2 separate regions of the Homo sapiens genome follow, and region 2 is linked to region 1. Evidence: read pairs that join two places in POLR2A ChIA-PET (ENCODE). Cell type or tissue: PC-3. All regions are shown on one strand. Each heading gives the region's core, and the rest is flanking DNA. Links, peaks and the distances in the headings are about the cores only. Region 1 overlaps LOC101927284 (a long non-coding RNA gene). Region 2 overlaps ABCC4 (ATP binding cassette subfamily C member 4 (PEL blood group)).

Region 1 (4,398 bases), core at 247-4,246:
ACATCTGTATCACATGGCTGCCTTAAGAATCTAATGAGATCGTAGACCCAATTGTCTTACATTTGGCAAATGGTGGCTGCTCAGTCATCTTTAACACCCTACATTGATTCTAGAATTGATGAGCAGGTAATGTGCTGGGGCAAGCAGAGAAAAGACCCCTTTCAGGTAGCCCTGAGAGCATACCCCCACTATGCCCAAGAGTAAGGCATGTTCTGGAATGAGAAAGGGTGCACCCCACATGCCTGGGAAAATTTGCTGAGGTTTGTCATTTTTAAAAAAGATAATTAGGAAAAACAAACTGAACTCCCAGAGGATGCTTATTAGATTGCTACGTTGTACTTATCTACAATATATGGTGCCTAACATCTGAGAAGCTGAAAGCTTTTAATGAGCATTAACTCGTTATTCCCTGTGGGATAGGTAGCAGGCAGTCATCAAGCCTACTTTATAGCTGAGGAAATTGAGGGACAGGGAGATCAAGTGACTGATTCAAGGTCAGTACCAAGCTGATTGCTAAAGGGACCAACAGTGGGCCCTGGAGAATTGAAAAGAAGGCCTTGAGTGTAGTTATTTAGCTGTCATCCTTATGTGTTCCCACCCCCATGGATTCAATCCTATAGGCAACCTGCTTCCAGGAACAAGAATAGGGTGCCTTAGAAGAGAAAATGAAAATAAAGAAACTACAATAAACAAATGTGGTATATCCATACAATGGAATATTATTCAATCATAAAAAGGAAAGAAGTACTAACGTGTTATGATGTGAATGAACCTAGAAAACATTATGCTGAATGAGAGAAGCCAGACACAAAAGACCATATATCATATGATTTCATTTATAAGAAACATCTAGAACATGTAAATCCACAGAGACAGAAAGCAGATTTGTGGTTGCCAGGGGCTAGAGTGGCTTAAAGAATGGAGTGTCATTGATTCATGGGAACTCTTTCCTTTTGGGGTGACTAAAGTGTTCTGGAACAACAAAGAGGTGATGCTTAGCGGGGCGTGGTGGCTCATGCCTGTGATCCCAGAACTTTGGGAGGCTGAGGTGGGCGGATCATCTGAGGTCAGGAGTTTGAGACCAGCCTGACCAACATGGTGAAATCCAATCTCTACTAAAAATACAAAAATTAGCCGGCATGGTGACACGCGCCTGTAATCTCAGCTACTAGGGAGGCTGAGACAGGAGATTTGCCTGAACCTGGGTGGTGGAGGTTGCAATAAGCCAAGATCACACCACTGCACTCCAGCCTGGGCGACAAGAGTGAAACTCCGTTTCCCAAAAAATAAAAATAAAAATAAAAGAGAGAGAGAAAGAAGTGCTGTTTGCATAACGTTGTGAATTTACTAAATGCCACACAATTAGGCACTTTAAAATGGTTAATTTTAGGTGAACAAAATTCTCTCTGCATCTCTCTGTGTCTGTCTGAATCTCCCTCTCTTTTCTCTTATAAAGATGCCAGTCATCAGAGAATACAATTCACAAAAAGTTAATAAAATAAATAAATAAATAATGTGAGCATTAAAAATGAATGTTAGTCACCACCTGGGGCCTGCAGACAGACATGTGAAAAACAAATTACCTGAACTTGTAGAGACCACACCTTCCACCCAGCTAATTCTAACTGCATGACTTTAGACTAATATCCAAGTCTCAGTTTTCTCAATTGCACAATGGGGGGTTAGATTAAATTGGTTTTCAAACAGGAGTATTTTTTTTTTTTTTAGAGACAAGATCTCACTCTGTTGCCCAGGCTGGAGCACAGTGGCACCATTATAGCTTACTGCGGCCTTGAACTCCTGGGCTCAAGTGATCTTCCCACCTCAGCCTCCCGAGTAGCTAGGACTAAAGGTGTGTGCCACCACGCCTCATTTTTTTGAAAATTTTTTGTAGAGATGGGGTCTTGCTATGCTGCCCAGGCTGGTTTCAAACTCTTGGCCTCAAATGATCCTCCCAGCTTGGTCTCCTAAAATGGTGGGATTACAGGTGTGAGCCTGGCCTCAAACTGCACTTTTTAAAGCTGCTAAATGTCTTTTAAGCAAAATCCTATGTAGAACCCTAATATATAAAAAAGATGAAAGCCAAGCTAATTGAGGGGATCTGTTTAACCAGCTCCGTACTTCCATCCCGGGTGGCCCCAAAGGCACCCTCTGAACTGTGATGCTCTTGAATAAGGTTGAAAATCCCAGAATAGATTATTTCTAATCTTATGAGCCTATCACCCTAAGGGAAGACCATTTTCCTACCACCATTTAAATGCAAAAGAGTAAAATGAGAAGCAAATATCAGTATCATGTATGTTGTTGTTGTTGATAAATATGTACCTTAATGAAAACTTAGAATAGTACAAAATTGAACATGACAGATGTAGCCAGATATGGGCTGACCAGAAGACCCACAGCAACTTTGGATGTGTTGGAGGTATGAGCAGGCCCCACTGCTTGTACCTCATCCAAAGTCTAAGCCCAACTTGACCTGATCCAGGTGGCCAAGAGCAGGTCATTGCCATTTGCCCAGGGTTCAAGATCCTTTTGGGCCACCAATGGGGAGAGCCAAAGACTTTCATGCAAGATTTGGATCAAGGAGATTGTGGCTTGATATGGGAAAAATTTACATAAGGATGAAAATTAGATGGGAAAAAAAAAACAAGAAGCCAAAGGACATTGACCTGGTCACATTGATTCCTCCAATTTCTTCTTATCTGTGGCATGTGTCAGAGTTCATTTTAGGTTGGGCGCGGTGGCTCGTGCCTGCAATCCTAGCACTTTGGGAGGAGGCCAAGGTGGGCAGATGGCCTGAGCTCAGGAGACCAGCCTGGGCAACATGGTAACACCCTGTCTTTACTAAAAATACAAAAAAACTAGCTAGGCATGGTGGCCTGTGCCTGTAGTCCCATAGTCCCAGCTACTTGGGAGGCTGAGGCACGAGAATTGCTTGAACCCCTGAGGCAGAGGTTTCAGTGAGCTGAGACCGCCCCACTTTACTCCAGCCTGGGCAACAGAGCAAGGCTCTGTCTCAAAAAAAAAAAAAGAGTTTATTTTAGAGTTACCACCCCCTACACAGACATTAAAACATCTTTATATAGATCCCACAGATTTTTCAGAACCTGCTTGATTATAGAAAAGCTCAACAACTTGACCACAACTTTATTTACACTTCCACTCATCAATGTTTGTGCCTGACTTTACATGCCAAGAAGGTATTCTCCTTTTCCTCCCTGCAAAGACTCAAGATCTGCCAGGAAGAAAAGGGGGGAGTGAAAGCAGCTGAAAGTTTCAGCAGAGCAGAGCTGGTTATCACTTACGTGTAAATAAATAAGGCATGAATCCAGAAATGAAGATCACTTTCATGCATTCTTGGATATAAAGGAATTGCTCTTAACTCTCACAGTGTCCAAATTTTGGAAATCTACACTGGGATGAGGGATTACTGAATAAATGTTCTAGGTGCTAGTCTGCACAGTCTTAGATGAAATTATCATAAGAAAAATCTTTTGAGAAAGTTTAATGGAAAAGATCATATATCGTTAAACACTGAAGGTCAGGAGTTATGGGTAGATCAAAGTACCCTAAGCCAGTGGTTTTCAAAGTGTGATCCCAGATGGGCATCACCTGGGAACCTGTTAGAAAAACAAATTCTCAGCCCCACCCTAGACCTACTGAATCAGAAAATCTGGGGGTGGGGTCCAGAAATTAGCATTTCAACAAACCCTCCAGGTGACTCCAATGCACATGACAGTTTGAGAACCACTTCGAAATCTTTTGTTCTAATTAATTCCCTAATTTTAGATGAGAAACTCAGGGTCCACAGTAAGTAAATGCCTTTCCCACTATCATCCTGCTGACTGTGTGAACTAAAAAAAGAGATGAAAATTTGTTTTACTAGCTATACTTTTAAAAATAAGACAGATTTCTTTTCCCCAAAGATTAGAAGAGAATTGATGATTCTGGTTTGTATTAGGTTCTCTAGGAGGACAGGACTAATAGGATAGATGTATATACGAAGGGGCATTTATTAGGAGAATTGACTCACACCATCACAAGGGGAGGTCCCTAAATAGGCCGTCTGCAAGCTGAGGAGCCAGAAAGCCAATCCAAGTCCCAAAACCTCAAAATTAGGCAAGTGAATAGTACAGACTTTAGTCTGTGGCTGAAGTCCCGAGAGCCCCTGGCAAATCACTGGTGAAAGTTCAAGAGTCCAAAACCTGAAGAATTTGGAGTCCGATGTATGAGGGCAGGAAGCATCCAGCATGGGAGAAAGATGTAGGCCAGGAGACTTAGCCAGTCTAGTCTTTCCACGTTCTTCTGATTGCTTTTAGTCTGGCTGTGCTGGGAGCTGATTAGATTGTGCCCACCCAGATTGAGGGTGGGTCTGCCTTCCCCAGTCCACTGATTCAG
Region 2 (4,398 bases), core at 127-4,126, 340 kb before region 1:
AGACAGAGGTTGCAGTGAGCTGAGATCTCCTCCAGCCTGGGCAACAGAGTGAGACTCCATCTCAAAAAAAAAAAAAAATTAAAACTTTTATTCTTTTTGCAAACACCAGTCTTTGAATTGTTTCTTAGAACAAGGAAGTAACTATTGAACCTTCTAATCTTACACTTTCTACACTGAGATCATTGTTGATAAGAGTTTTGATTTCAGCTGATCTTTGACATTCAGTTCAGTTATTGGCGTAGCTGTGTGAGGAGGTGGGCTTTCTCAGTTGTTTTTGTTTTCCTTGTATTTTATGCTGTTTTCCAACCATGGGTCTTTCAGATTTTAAGATGCTCCCAAATGGTCAAGATAAAGGGTTGGTTTTCACATACTAATGATTTATGTAGCCTTTTTATCTTTTTTTCTTCTTTTCTTTTTTGTAGAGATGAGGTCTCGCTATGTTGCTCAGGCTGGTCTTGAACTCTTGAGCTCAAGCAATGCTCCCACCTCTGCCTTCAGAAGTACTGGGATTATAGGTGTGAGCCCCATACCTGGCCTATCTTTTTTTTTTTTTTAATTTGAATATTGCTTTCAACTTTTTAAAAGCTGAACCATACTTGCAATGTTTCTGAATATTGCCTATGTTAACTTTTCCACTTAAGAAATAATTCATATTTTAATAATTATGTCTTAAATTTTTTAACTTATATTTTCCTTTTATTGGTATTGATACACTGAGATGAGAAAAAATAACAAGAAGGACGACAAACAAAATCCATAAGTATCTGTCGGAAAAATACTCATTTAATTTTAATGTTTCTTAAGTATAGCTGATAAAATAATAGCCTGACCTCTTGCCCTGCATAGCATGGTCTGGCAAACAGCAGAAGGGCCCCCGGAAGCTGGTTGGAAATTCAGGCTCCAGCTCCTCCCCAGGGCCACTGCATCAGGACCTGCATTTGAAAAGTTGAGCTTCCTCCCCGGTGGCATGCTGCAGAACCTGTGGGTCATAGTCATCATCGCACCTTTTTGGTTTTGGTTTTCTAGCAGCCATGAAAAAGTACCTGGCGTTGTGCCTGGGCTTTTTTTTTTTTTTTTTAACAGGCATGAGCCCGTTTAATCCCTAGGACAACCCTCTAGAGGAGGTGTTATTAGAGGCTCAGAAAAGTTGTCACTGGGCCTGCCAAAGGTGTCACTGAATGATGCTTTCTGGAGTCTGTGTGTCCGAAGCCTGAGACAAGAAAATTGAGGTGCAGCTCCAACTTGTACACACTGTGCTTCTTGGCCAGCTGGATGCCTCAGGAGAACTGCAGAGGCTGCATTAGCCCCAGCAGCGGGAGGCAGCTCCGTCTACAGCCTCTGACCATTCATGGTCCACTTGCAGCCTGGTATAAAGGCCCCAGGACGAAGTCAATCCTGACAAACCCTAGGAGGCCACACATCTCATCTGTAAGCAGGGCTTCCGGAAGCGTTGATTAGAAAAGAAGTTCAGAGGCCTAGACACACACACTTCTCAGGGGTCACCTGCATCCACGTAGGCTATGTGTGTATAGCTTCCATTTTTTTGAAGGAAATCATTTGAAAGAATAGATATTTATTAGAAACCAGGTTTGATCTGTTTGTGATGCCTTTATGACATACTGTTTTCTTGGATTCTACTTGACGGGAAATAAAGTCGATGCTAAGCAGTGATCTTCAGTCATTAAATAATATTTCTGTTTTCCTGCATAATTTCCTCTTGTGTTCTTAGATAAGACTAAGCCTGTTTTTGTCATACTGTTTGCACATCTGAAAATGACAACTTGTTTGCCAGTAGTAAACTCACAGCCTGGAAAATGATAGGATCCCAAGTTTCCCCAAAAATGTGAGGTACAGTCAAGCAGGCTGGGGAAAAAAAAATACAGAGGTTATCATTATGTTTATATAAAAAATATACCACTTAGCAAAAGAAATTCTGATAAAGCAAAATTAGTGAAATAATTAGGATCAATTTCTGTACGTTCATCTACCTACTTTGCACTTGGATGGAAGTCCTAGATTGGGTCTTAAAAGGAGGGAACATTCTAGAACCCACCAACCCTTCCTGATACTGTCACAAGATTTTTTTCCCTTAATTCTTTTAAAATCAGGGCCACATTTCAACTCCCTGCCCGCTGCCATTTGATGATATTTTTGTTTCTCTTTAGGTATCGTCCTATTTTCTTTTTCTTTACCACTGACATCGGCTTATTTCATATGAATAATATATTAAATACATATGCATTTAAAATATTGTTTTGATTTGTTTGCGAATTGTTTCTCTTAAAGGGTCTATCTGGGGAAATGAGTAATTTTTCATATCCTGTTCTTGCAGGAAGAATTTTAAATCGTTTCTCCAAAGACATTGGACACTTGGATGATTTGCTGCCGCTGACGTTTTTAGATTTCATCCAGGTAACGTTGAGAGTAATGTCAGGATCTCAAATGGAAAACGGAAGTTCCTATTTTTTCAAGCCCTTTTCATGGGGTCTGGGGGTGGGACTCTCGGCCTGGCTGTGTGTAATGTTAACTTAATAAAGGGCCATGTTTGTAAAAGAAAGGTGCGGTTATAACTCAGAGGCTAAGTTGGCATGAGTAATACCTTGTGTGTGGGAGTGGCTATACAGTCGCGTCAGGGTTAGTTTGAAGCAGCTTCGTGCTTGGTAAGTGGCTCTCCGTCTGCCTCTAGGTATCTGGCGTGGATTTTGCTTTACTGTGAACACATTTCATAATACAGAAACAATCACCTCTCACGGAAAGATAGCCTAGATTAACTAAATTATGCATTGTATTACCACAAAGGGCAAATACTTAGGCACTTTTTTTTTTTTTTTGGATAGAACCAGGTGTGGTTACTTACAAAGAAAAGATTAGTAATAATAAGGTGAAAATAATACTTTATTAACAAGGACAATAGAGAGCAGTTATTGCGGATACAAAGCCTTTAAAGGCAAGGATATCTAAGCCAATTTGAGTACAGGATCAAAGTCAACTCAGAAAATGTCTTTTTTGTTTTCACACGTTGATTGCTCTAAGTCTTAAGCTGTCTTTAAAAAAAAAAAACCAACAATCCTACAGAAATACCTTCTGTAAAACTTTTCTTTTGTTTGTGAACTTGAGGCTCTAAAAAATAATATTGGGTCATCTCTCATCTCCTTATTCAGTACTGTTGCTCATGTGGTTTGGTTTTATTTTATTTTTTCCTATTGTTTAATTTTGTCTACTTGTCAGTGGTTCAAGCTGGGGCACTTTTTTTTTCCCAAGTGTTTATTTTGGAAATGCATCTATTAAAAGCTATACATATTCCAAAATCTCAGCTGCTGTTGCTAACACTTTATGAAATTTGAACCTCTGTGACTTTTTCTAAGTGCCAACTTAGAATAGTTGTAATCATTAGCTGAATTTAAAGCCATTAAATAGAAATACTACAGTTGGGGTCTGCAATTTTGGCTTGATCCTGTGATCCCCCTACCCCTGCTTTTTTCTCAATGCTCAGATGCTTTAGATCTCCTCTGGAGCCACAGTTATAAAGGAAGCAAAATTACTTAATTTGGAAAATTAGCTATGTAAGAAAAATCAGTCATAGGCTTGAAATGCTTATAGGAATTCCTGTTTGTCACACAGCAAGGCAGCAAATGAGCATGTGACTGCAAACAGTATAGCCCATGGGCGAAGGCATCCACTGTTTATGGAGGTGAAGTAAGCTGAGACTCACAGGTGGATTATTTTTACTGCAAACAAGGACCTCTGATTTTTTTTTTTCTTTTGCAAACATTTTTAAAATGTGCCCTCCTGGGTTTAGCTATATTATTTATCCCTCAGAAGCCATCACTAAAACAGTTGCCCCGTTTACATAGAATGCAGATTATTGTCTGTACACGTTTTGACAGGGATTGTTAATTACTTCAAGAAGATTTTGTGAAAGTTTCTGTTTCTTTGCAACAGGAAGCTAGGCAAAGGTTGAGTTTCCGAAGCTGGCTGGCCCACTATGTGCTTAGCAGAGTGAGCGGTCGTAATTAGTATCCCTTATGTGCTTTGTCTCACATATGGAGGGAGAGGGATGGATGCTACTTGATGTCAATATAAAACATTTCTTAGAAGCATGAGGAGGGAAAATTCTAGTCTCGTTGTACTTCTATTTAACCAGAGAGACAAGGGCGTTTGTTATTATCCACTCACATAATCTTGGTAAACTTAATGTTGTGGAATCCTACTGGCCCCAATTAGCTGATTTCTTGAATCTACAGCGAAGGTTAAATCCTAATGTTATTGTCTCCAAGAAAGGAGTTTTATCTAAAGGATAACTTAGTTATCAATTATGATAAAGATCTATTGTCACTTGTTTTGTTTGCAGGTGTCTTTAATAAGGCTTCCCATAATCCCTTCAGGAAGAAATATTTT

What was found. Peaks named below come from ENCODE experiments on the same cell type or tissue, not always from the same donor. Only the 100,000 strongest peaks of a DNase experiment are listed, where the experiment ranks them.
Region 2: POLR2A ChIA-PET joins it to region 1 with 16 read pairs; 1 of 35 experiments calls an interaction of 5 or more read pairs at or near these places.

Annotation. Positions count from the first base shown.
Region 1 is chr13:94,778,951-94,783,348 of GRCh38, reverse strand. All of the region lies in intron 2 of LOC101927284 (a long non-coding RNA gene), which reads right to left. Among named protein-coding and RNA genes, the nearest start is that of SOX21-AS1, 68 kb to the right of the region's middle. In PC-3, for the core only: no CTCF peak of the experiment used is centred there; no DNase peak of the experiment used is centred there; H3K27ac peaks cover 818 bases.
Region 2 is chr13:95,113,936-95,118,333 of GRCh38, reverse strand. It overlaps ABCC4 (ATP binding cassette subfamily C member 4 (PEL blood group)), which reads left to right. Exons shown (of 31, transcript NM_005845.5): 20 at 2,333-2,412. Among named protein-coding and RNA genes, the nearest start is that of SNORD13G, 94 kb to the left of the region's middle. In PC-3, for the core only: no CTCF peak of the experiment used is centred there; DNase peaks (open chromatin) are centred at 1,003 and 2,533; H3K4me3 peaks cover 1,364 bases; H3K27ac peaks cover 4,000 bases.